3 separate regions of the Mus musculus genome follow, and all the other regions are linked to region 3. A link is a loop called in an ENCODE intact Hi-C map of the cell type or tissue named here. Cell type or tissue: left cerebral cortex. All regions are shown on one strand.

What was found. Hi-C counts contacts between places; a loop is a spot of excess contacts. Peaks named below come from ENCODE experiments on the same cell type or tissue, not always from the same donor. Only the 100,000 strongest peaks of a DNase experiment are listed, where the experiment ranks them.
Region 1: it touches region 3 in a loop (7-fold over the local background); 34 of 42 quality-filtered maps call a loop at or near these places.
Region 2: it touches region 3 in a loop (5-fold over the local background); 30 of 42 quality-filtered maps call a loop at or near these places.

What each region holds. Positions count from the first base shown.
Region 1 is chr6:85,131,549-85,134,048 of GRCm38, forward strand. It overlaps Spr (sepiapterin reductase), which reads right to left. Exons shown (of 3, transcript NM_011467.2): 3 at 2,132-2,500. Among named protein-coding and RNA genes, the nearest start is that of Spr, 5.0 kb to the right of the region's middle. In left cerebral cortex, CTCF peaks have their summits at 338 (motif pointing left) and 1,446 (motif pointing left); DNase peaks (open chromatin) are centred at 346 and 1,436.
Region 2 is chr6:85,116,706-85,119,205 of GRCm38, forward strand. It overlaps Gm5878 (predicted gene 5878), which reads right to left. Exons shown (of 3, transcript NR_168059.1): 2 at 1,864-1,982. Gm52864 (a long non-coding RNA gene) reads left to right here. Exons shown (of 3, transcript XR_003956322.1): 2 at 311-514; 3 at 1,479-1,770. Among named protein-coding and RNA genes, the nearest start is that of Gm52864, 3.5 kb to the left of the region's middle. In left cerebral cortex, CTCF peaks have their summits at 1,309 (motif pointing left) and 1,513; a DNase peak (open chromatin) is centred at 1,294.
Region 3 is chr6:85,036,740-85,039,239 of GRCm38, forward strand. The region is part of intron 1 of Exoc6b (exocyst complex component 6B); the gene reads right to left. Among named protein-coding and RNA genes, the nearest start is that of Exoc6b, 32 kb to the right of the region's middle. In left cerebral cortex, a CTCF peak has its summit at 1,177 (motif pointing right); a DNase peak (open chromatin) is centred at 1,156; H3K27ac peaks cover 219 bases.

The DNA.
Region 1 (2,500 bases), 95 kb after region 3:
TTTTTCTAGACTGGTTTGGCCAGCAAACCCTGGGGACCTTCCTATCTCTATTTCCCTAGTTTTGATCGTTTTCAATGTCAATTTGCCACAATGAAAAAAAAATCCCTTGAGAGCCTCAATTCAGAAATCCTCTAAACAAGGTTGAGCTCTCTGTGGGAATTGTCTTGACTGTTAAGTGTTGGAGAAATCTCTGTGGGCACAGATGGCTGGAGGTGACTAGGGGGGCCCTGGGGCCTCCTAAGAAGAGTCACTCTATCCCTTTCTGACCTCCTTCAATCCCTTGGTCTCCCTGAGGATAGAACATGCTGAAGTCTCTGCATTCAGAAGATGTGAGAAAGTCCGCCACCTTGTGGAGACGTGTGGTACACCCCTCTGAACTCCTGCTGTCATAGGGAAAGGTAGGATGATCCTAGTAGGTTTTGGGCTGGTGCTCGATGCTCCACTTAACCCCCCACCACCACCCCCCCCCCCGAAAAAGCAAGAAGCCTTGGAGGAACTCATGTGCCTCCAGGACAGAAGGCCACCCTAGATTAACCCACCTACTTGCAGAAGACAATGCAATACCAATCCCCTATGCAGCAGGGCCGTTCTGGAACAGAGGTTTGCAGAAAAAAAAGAATGAAACAAAACAAAACAGGGATTTCTTTGTCATAAGGAAACAGAAGTTCAGAGAAGGGTGGGGACCTGCTCAAGACAAGCATGGGAATGTCTAGGCTCTGGAATCTTATGTGTTCTCCTACTGGTCTGAGAGAAGCTATCCAGATGGAACCTCGGTCCCCTTGAAGACGCTGACACAGGAGCAGTGCAGTGTGTGAGAGATCTTGCTACAGGGCAGCAAGGGCAGGGCACCTGGTCCCTTAGAAGGCTGTGTGTGATGTCACAAGGCAGTAGTGGAGGTGGTAGTGTAGCTCAGTTGGAAGTGTTTACCCATGCATGAAGGACTGGCCTCCATCCCCACCACTGCATAAACCTAGGCATGGCTGTGCATGCCTACAATCCCTGCCCTTGGGTGGACGCAGGAGGATCAGAAGCTCAGGGTCATTTTACAGTTTGAGGGCAGCCTTAGCTACAAGAGGCCTTGCCAAAAATAAAAGAGGCAACAACTGGGTTTTATCAACCCTGGGGCATTCAGTGCCAAACACAAAACACCAGCCTACTCTGCACTCATGATGACCCTTTGGGATGGGAGCTATGATTTAATTAAGTGTGCTGTAAGGATCAGTCTTTTCAGAGGCACAGAGCTGTGGGTTACAGCTTGTAAGCAGCAGCCCAGGGGTCTGAACTCAGCCATTACCATTCCAGAGACTCCACTGGGAAAGGGGATAGAAGTCACCTAACCCCTTCCACCTTGGGGAATCCTGCAGGACCTGCACAATAGAGGCATAGCCTGAAGGAAGGACAGGCCCCACCTTTCCAGGTTGCATAGCCCCAGTCCGCCCTCTGCTGGGCACAGGGAGAGTCGGTGGGTTCTTTTAACAAGCAGATGCAGAGCAGGGCTGTCATTTTGTTGTTTGTTTTTGATGGCTGGGGACTGTATGGCCCTTGTCAAGTGTGCCAAGAGGCTGTCTGCAGACCAGTCCCACTGAGTGTCCAACCCATGACTGTGGACTGCACAAGAACCAGAGCCCTCAGCACGTCCTTCATGGATCCCATCTATCCTTTCCTGAAGGCCTGTTGGTTCTAAGTCTGTACCACAGCAGGCCAAGGGCCACAGGGACAGTGCCAAGAGGGCTTGTCATGGGAGCTGGGACCTTTTCATAGTACCGCCATGTGGGCAGGGTGTGAAGTGGCTATCAAAGCAGCCCTCACTGGTCAGCACTGTCTGCTGTGTGCTGGGCACTGAGGATCGATTGTCACTGACTGGGTTCTAGGACCCTCAGGGAAATGTCAGCCCAGGTGGGTCAGTGTGGACAGAAGCGTGAGAAGGGCACAGGTCTTCCGGGACATCCATCTTGATGACTTTGGACCTGTGCCTACCACTATGTGGACCTGGATGAAAGAAGGCAGACAGCTCTCTGCCTTCGCTCTGAAAAATAAGAGCAGTAAAGTTCTTGTCTGAAGAACCAGGGTCATTCCTGGGCCTGTTAGAAGAGGTTAGCAGGTATTCATGAAGGACAACGCACACTCTATTGCATCTGCCTCATAACTATGTATTTGGACCAGAGTCAAGGGAAGACCAGTGAACACCACAGGATGCAGGCAGTACAACAAACAAATGAAGTTCAAGGAGCATCCATCCAGACGTGATGCCCTCCGTCCTCTCTGTGCATCAGAGCCCACCCTCCTCACCCCACAGACTGACCACAAACAAGAGCCTCAACCTCATCCGTCCAGTGTTTCTGCTTCTCCTGCTCTTCCCACCTCTAAAGCACTCTTCCAGGGGACAGAGAACTCCAGTGCACATCAGCTCGCTCCCAAGCCTCTGCAGAAGCCTTCCGAGGACTGGCAGTGCCCACCGCTCGCTGCTGGCTGGGTTGAAGGGCTTATATGTGTGTTAGGC
Region 2 (2,500 bases), 80 kb after region 3:
TTCTTAAATCTATGTAGCTGTGGATTACCTGGAGTTTTGAATTCTCTGTCTCCCCGTACTAAATGTAGGGATTACACGATCTACCTGCCAAGCCTGGTTTATTTGGTTGTGGGGAAGAAACCCAGGGCTTCCTGCCTGCTGGGCAAGAGCTGTTCCAACTGAGGTGTCACACCTGGAGGTCAGGCTAGCCTGGGACTCACTCAGAAAGTGAGGATGTTCTTGAATTCTTGATCTTCCTGCCTTCACAGTCTACACAGGTCTACACCACTGATGCTGTGTTTTCTTTCTTCCTTCCTTCCCTCCCTTCTAGATGACTTGTTTTTCCTACTGAGAATATGTCCCAGTACTACAGACGTGAGCTGTAGCCGGACTTCCCCCTTCTGAAGCTGCTGAGCTGTTAGCTGGTGGAGGGAGGGACAGGAGGCTGTCCCAGTCCCATGCCATCCCAAAGAAACCCAGGTCAACATGCAGAAGTTTTCAGGACTGTCCCCTGTGTGGCCAGGTGGCTTTGCAGGTGTGTTCTGACTACAGCCCTGAGCTAACTTCATCTAACTTCTCCATGGAGCACCATGGCCAGAAGAGAAGGCACAAGCCACGACAAGCCTGAGCTCAAACATGCAACTGGCAAAATAGGAAGATGGGGTCTCATGCCCACTGTTTGCAGGTTTAGTCCCCTCACCCCTTGGGCGAGCTCACCTGTGTCACGTTTAGCCAGTTCTACGGAATTTGTGGATTTTCCCTGAGACTGGAAATCAGAACTAGGATCAAGGACATCTTCCAACACAGAGTTTGAGGCCAGTCTAGAATGCATGACATTCTCTTTAAAAACAAACACCCCCTGCCCCAAATCTTATGCCCAAGTCTGAGAAAAGTGACACGGTGGCTCACAAAGGCCACATATTCCCCGTGAATCAGAAGTCCTCTCTATTGGAGAGAAGAAAACCGGCATCTATATGTGCAGTCATTATTTCCTGTGACTCACATCTGGGTTGGCCTGAGCATCGAGTTCCTCCCCTGTGCACAGCAGTGAGGAGCTATGAAGTAAGGACTCTGCTGGCCCGGTGGGAGGTACTGGGGATCTCTGCAGCCAGTGCTCCTTGCTCTCCCTGTGGGAAGCAATAAGGACGTATACATCCAGTGCTCCCTGTGGGGAGCAATAAGGACGTATACATCCAGTGCTCCCTGGTAGTCCCGTGGGAGGAAATGGAGAGGAAGGTTTGAAGAGCATGGAGACACCACCCTTTGCCAATAAGAAGGCAGGAAGGTTGCTGGCCATGCAACCAGTCAGAAACTGATGTTCTACTGCCCCCTTTTGGCCATTCTACAGCAGCACCGTGTCAGTCAGTGCACCTGGTTTGCTGGAGTCCCTGCTTCAACTCATACCAACAATGGGTGGGAGGTGGGGGATGGGGGAGTGCACTGGAACGCCTACCTAATATGATATTGTCCTTCCTTTTTCTCATGCACACCATAATAAGGGAACAAAACTCCTTCCATTCCTGGGCTGCCTTGGAATGTCCCTGGAAGAAGTTGCATAGACATACTGTTTGCTCTTCCTGGCCCTCAGTTGGCTGGGCTGCAAGTCAAGAGTGTGACATCTGCAGCCTGGGTGAGACTGAGCAGCACAAGAAGGCTGGGACAATGACTTCCTGTGCAAACAATGCCTGCTTCCCATGTGAGATCTGAGTTTATTCCCCCAGACTGCGAGGGGAGAGGCAGCATGCTGAATAAAGCTTGTCACCTAGAACTTTGACATGGAGACAGACATACCTCCCCTTTTTTTTATTTTTATTTTTTGAGACAGTCTTTCTATACTGAGCCCTGACTAACTCACTCTGTAGACCAGGCTTTCCCAGAACTCACCGAGATCCTCCTCTTCCTCCTGGTTAAAGGCGTGTGCCACCATCATCCGGCTAGGCAGGTGCATTTCAACCTCAATGGCTTTGCAAAAGCCTGTGTCCAAAAGTCCAGGTGTCCAGCACCTGTGAAATGGCATTTGAGCCTGAAGTACATGTGTCGGCACACACTATGTATACATAAAGTTGAGCACACATGTGCATGTACACAAGGACACATATGGACAAGAACACAAGTTAAATATATCATGTGAGAGTGCACATGCATGCATACTAAATATACTGATGAAGAAGTCCACAGTCGACTTAAGCACCAGGTGGCCCTTTGCAAGGCCTGACCTCCTTTCTGCAGGAGCATCCTGGTGGGTAAGACTGTGGGGAGCCGCCCTCACATTCGCCGTTACAAGATGGGGCTGACATCCTGTGTTCTAAGTAGTAAACAAATAATCTGTGCATGTGCCAGGGTAGTTCTCCACTCCATGTGCTCTGCCTTCCCTGTGACGACAACTCGGCCAATGGGCTGCAGCCAATCAGGGAGCGACACGTCCTAGGCGGAGGATAATTCTCCTTAAAAGGGACGGGGTTTTGCCACTCTCTCTCTTGCTCCTGAAGAAGTAAGCAATAAAGCTTTTGCCGCAGAAGAT
Region 3 (2,500 bases):
AGGGAAGGCGGGAGGGAGAGGAGGAGGGAGGGAGGGAGGGAGGGAGAGAGAGAGAGAGAGAGAGAGAGAGAGAGAGACGAACACCATTATCATGTTAAACATATTAAGTTTTCCATAATTTTAAGTAAGCTAAGATGAAATACAGACCTTTATCATGAAAAGTAAGGCTTCTATTTTTCAAACCAAGCATATTTGATTTTACCCATGATCTCTCATTATTGACTCCCACGTCTCTAAGGCTTTGAAAACAATTTGTTGTCAAAACCAGCTTGACTTCATTTGGCAAGAAAATCTGACCTATACATACCCCACACGGGCACACAAGATACAACCCTGAATGGAGCTCCTCACTAAGTAGCTCTGGAGGAGGACAAACCCAGGAGGCAAGAAAAACTAACTCACGATTAAAAACCTGTGAGTGCTTTACAAAACAAACACATAAATTACAATTCACTATGTTGCTCGAGCAACAAAGAAAAAGGCAAAAACAAAAATGTCAGCGCATGTGGTTCTAAAGTTGCAAAAGAAATGATCAAAATATTAATAAATATTAATGAGTTGAAGATATAAGCTGAAATTCTTGGAGAAATCAAGACTGAAAGGAAAAAAATCAATAAACCAACAGTTTAAAGACAAAAACCAGCAGCACTTCACATTAGTATTTCTAGAAATAAGTTAGTAAATACAAAATCTCATGCCAACTCAGGTCAAATTTTCTTGCCAAATAAATTTAAGCAAATTTTGAGAACAAATGATATTCAATGCTTTTAAGAATTGGGACTCAATATGAAAGATTATGGGTCAAGTCCAGTATGCTTGGCTACAAAGAAAAATACTATGATACTACAATTAAATAATATTTAGTAGTAATGAAGAAGAGAAAAGTATACAGTTATATGATAGTTGATCTTAGGTGAGAATCCAACAAATCTGGTTTCTTGAGAGGGGTGGAGCAGCCAGGCTGTAGCTCAGAAGTGTTGCCAGTACACAGCAGGCCGAAGGGGCAAGCCCAGCATAAAAAGGAAGCAACCAAGAGAAAATGGGCCGTGGGGTGTGGTTTCCCGGTACTGTACTGTCTCACCACCTCATCACGGTTTTACTTGGTGAGCTTGTACTGGATGCTATGCTCTAAAGCCCCACTTGCAGAACGAGCTGCGCAGAAGCAGAAGGGACACTAGAGGGCAGCAGAACATAGAGGATCCTTTGAAGCTGCTCAAAACATTTCAGTTTTCAAGCAAATGAAACCAAAATTCATGCATTAAAATTGTTTCTAAGACTCATGCTTTATAATTTTTAAGTTTTATTTTGAAGTAAATCTGATTTTTATATAAGTAATTTTGAATTGTGAGAACATACTTGCATAGTTTTTATGCAAAATTCAACTTATAGTATTTACCATATTTGTTTTATTCTTTCTAAATACATATGAATCTGCATTCTTATTTTCCTGAATCATTTGTAAGCACTTTGACACCTCAAGTGTCTTTTAAAAATCAGTATGGAGCCACTGAGATAGCTCATCAGATAAGACAACAGGAGTTCAACCCCTGCAACACAACCCCACACCTGCAATACAGCGGTGCCAATCTGCAATCCCAGCACTATCACTGGGTGATGAGAGTCAAAGACAAGAAAATAAGCTAGAAAGAAGTTCACTGACCAACTAGCCTGGGTACACAAATAAGTAGCAAAAACCAAAACGAAGAGAAGCCTTGCAAAAATGAGGTGAAAGACAAGAGTCCATTCACAAAAACTCCTCTGACCTACACATTGTATGCTTACCTACTCACACACATAAACACACAAAATAATTAAGTTTTTAAACCAGTAGTGTATGCTTCTTTAATTACCGCATCACTACCAAATTTAAAGTGATACAACTATAGTCTAAATGCAGTCCACATTTCAATTCTGTTCACTGTCCAATCATGTTTAGAGCATTTTCATTTCTTATAAAGCATCTGGACCAAGATCATACACTTTGTCATCGGGTCTCTCCAACATCTCCTATCTAAACCTTCAGTTCTCTAACATATTTGACAAAAGAAAAAAAAGTCCCTTTTCAGGCTTACTTACTGACTTACTTACTTATAGGGGGAAGTGGAGTTATTGCTGTTCTCTCCTTAAATCCTCTGGGTCCCAAGGATGGAACTCAGGTGAACAGGCTTGGGTGGCGGCAAGCGCCCTTACCCGATGAGTCATCTCACCAGCCCAACAGGAACACTTTGCACAATTACAATCTACTGAGGATCTTTCAGAACCTTTTAATGTTATTATACTATATATTATATTATATTATATTATATTATATTATATTATATGCTGTATTACAAATTAAAACCAAAATAATATTGGCTTTAATAAACATTCGTTCAAAACTAAGGAATGCAGACAAGAGCTCACAGCACTTAAGAGCACAGGAATAAAAAAAAAAAGACACATTGAAAGTAAAAGAAGGGAACAATTTCACACTATCCATGAATCCTTTCCCCCAGGTATT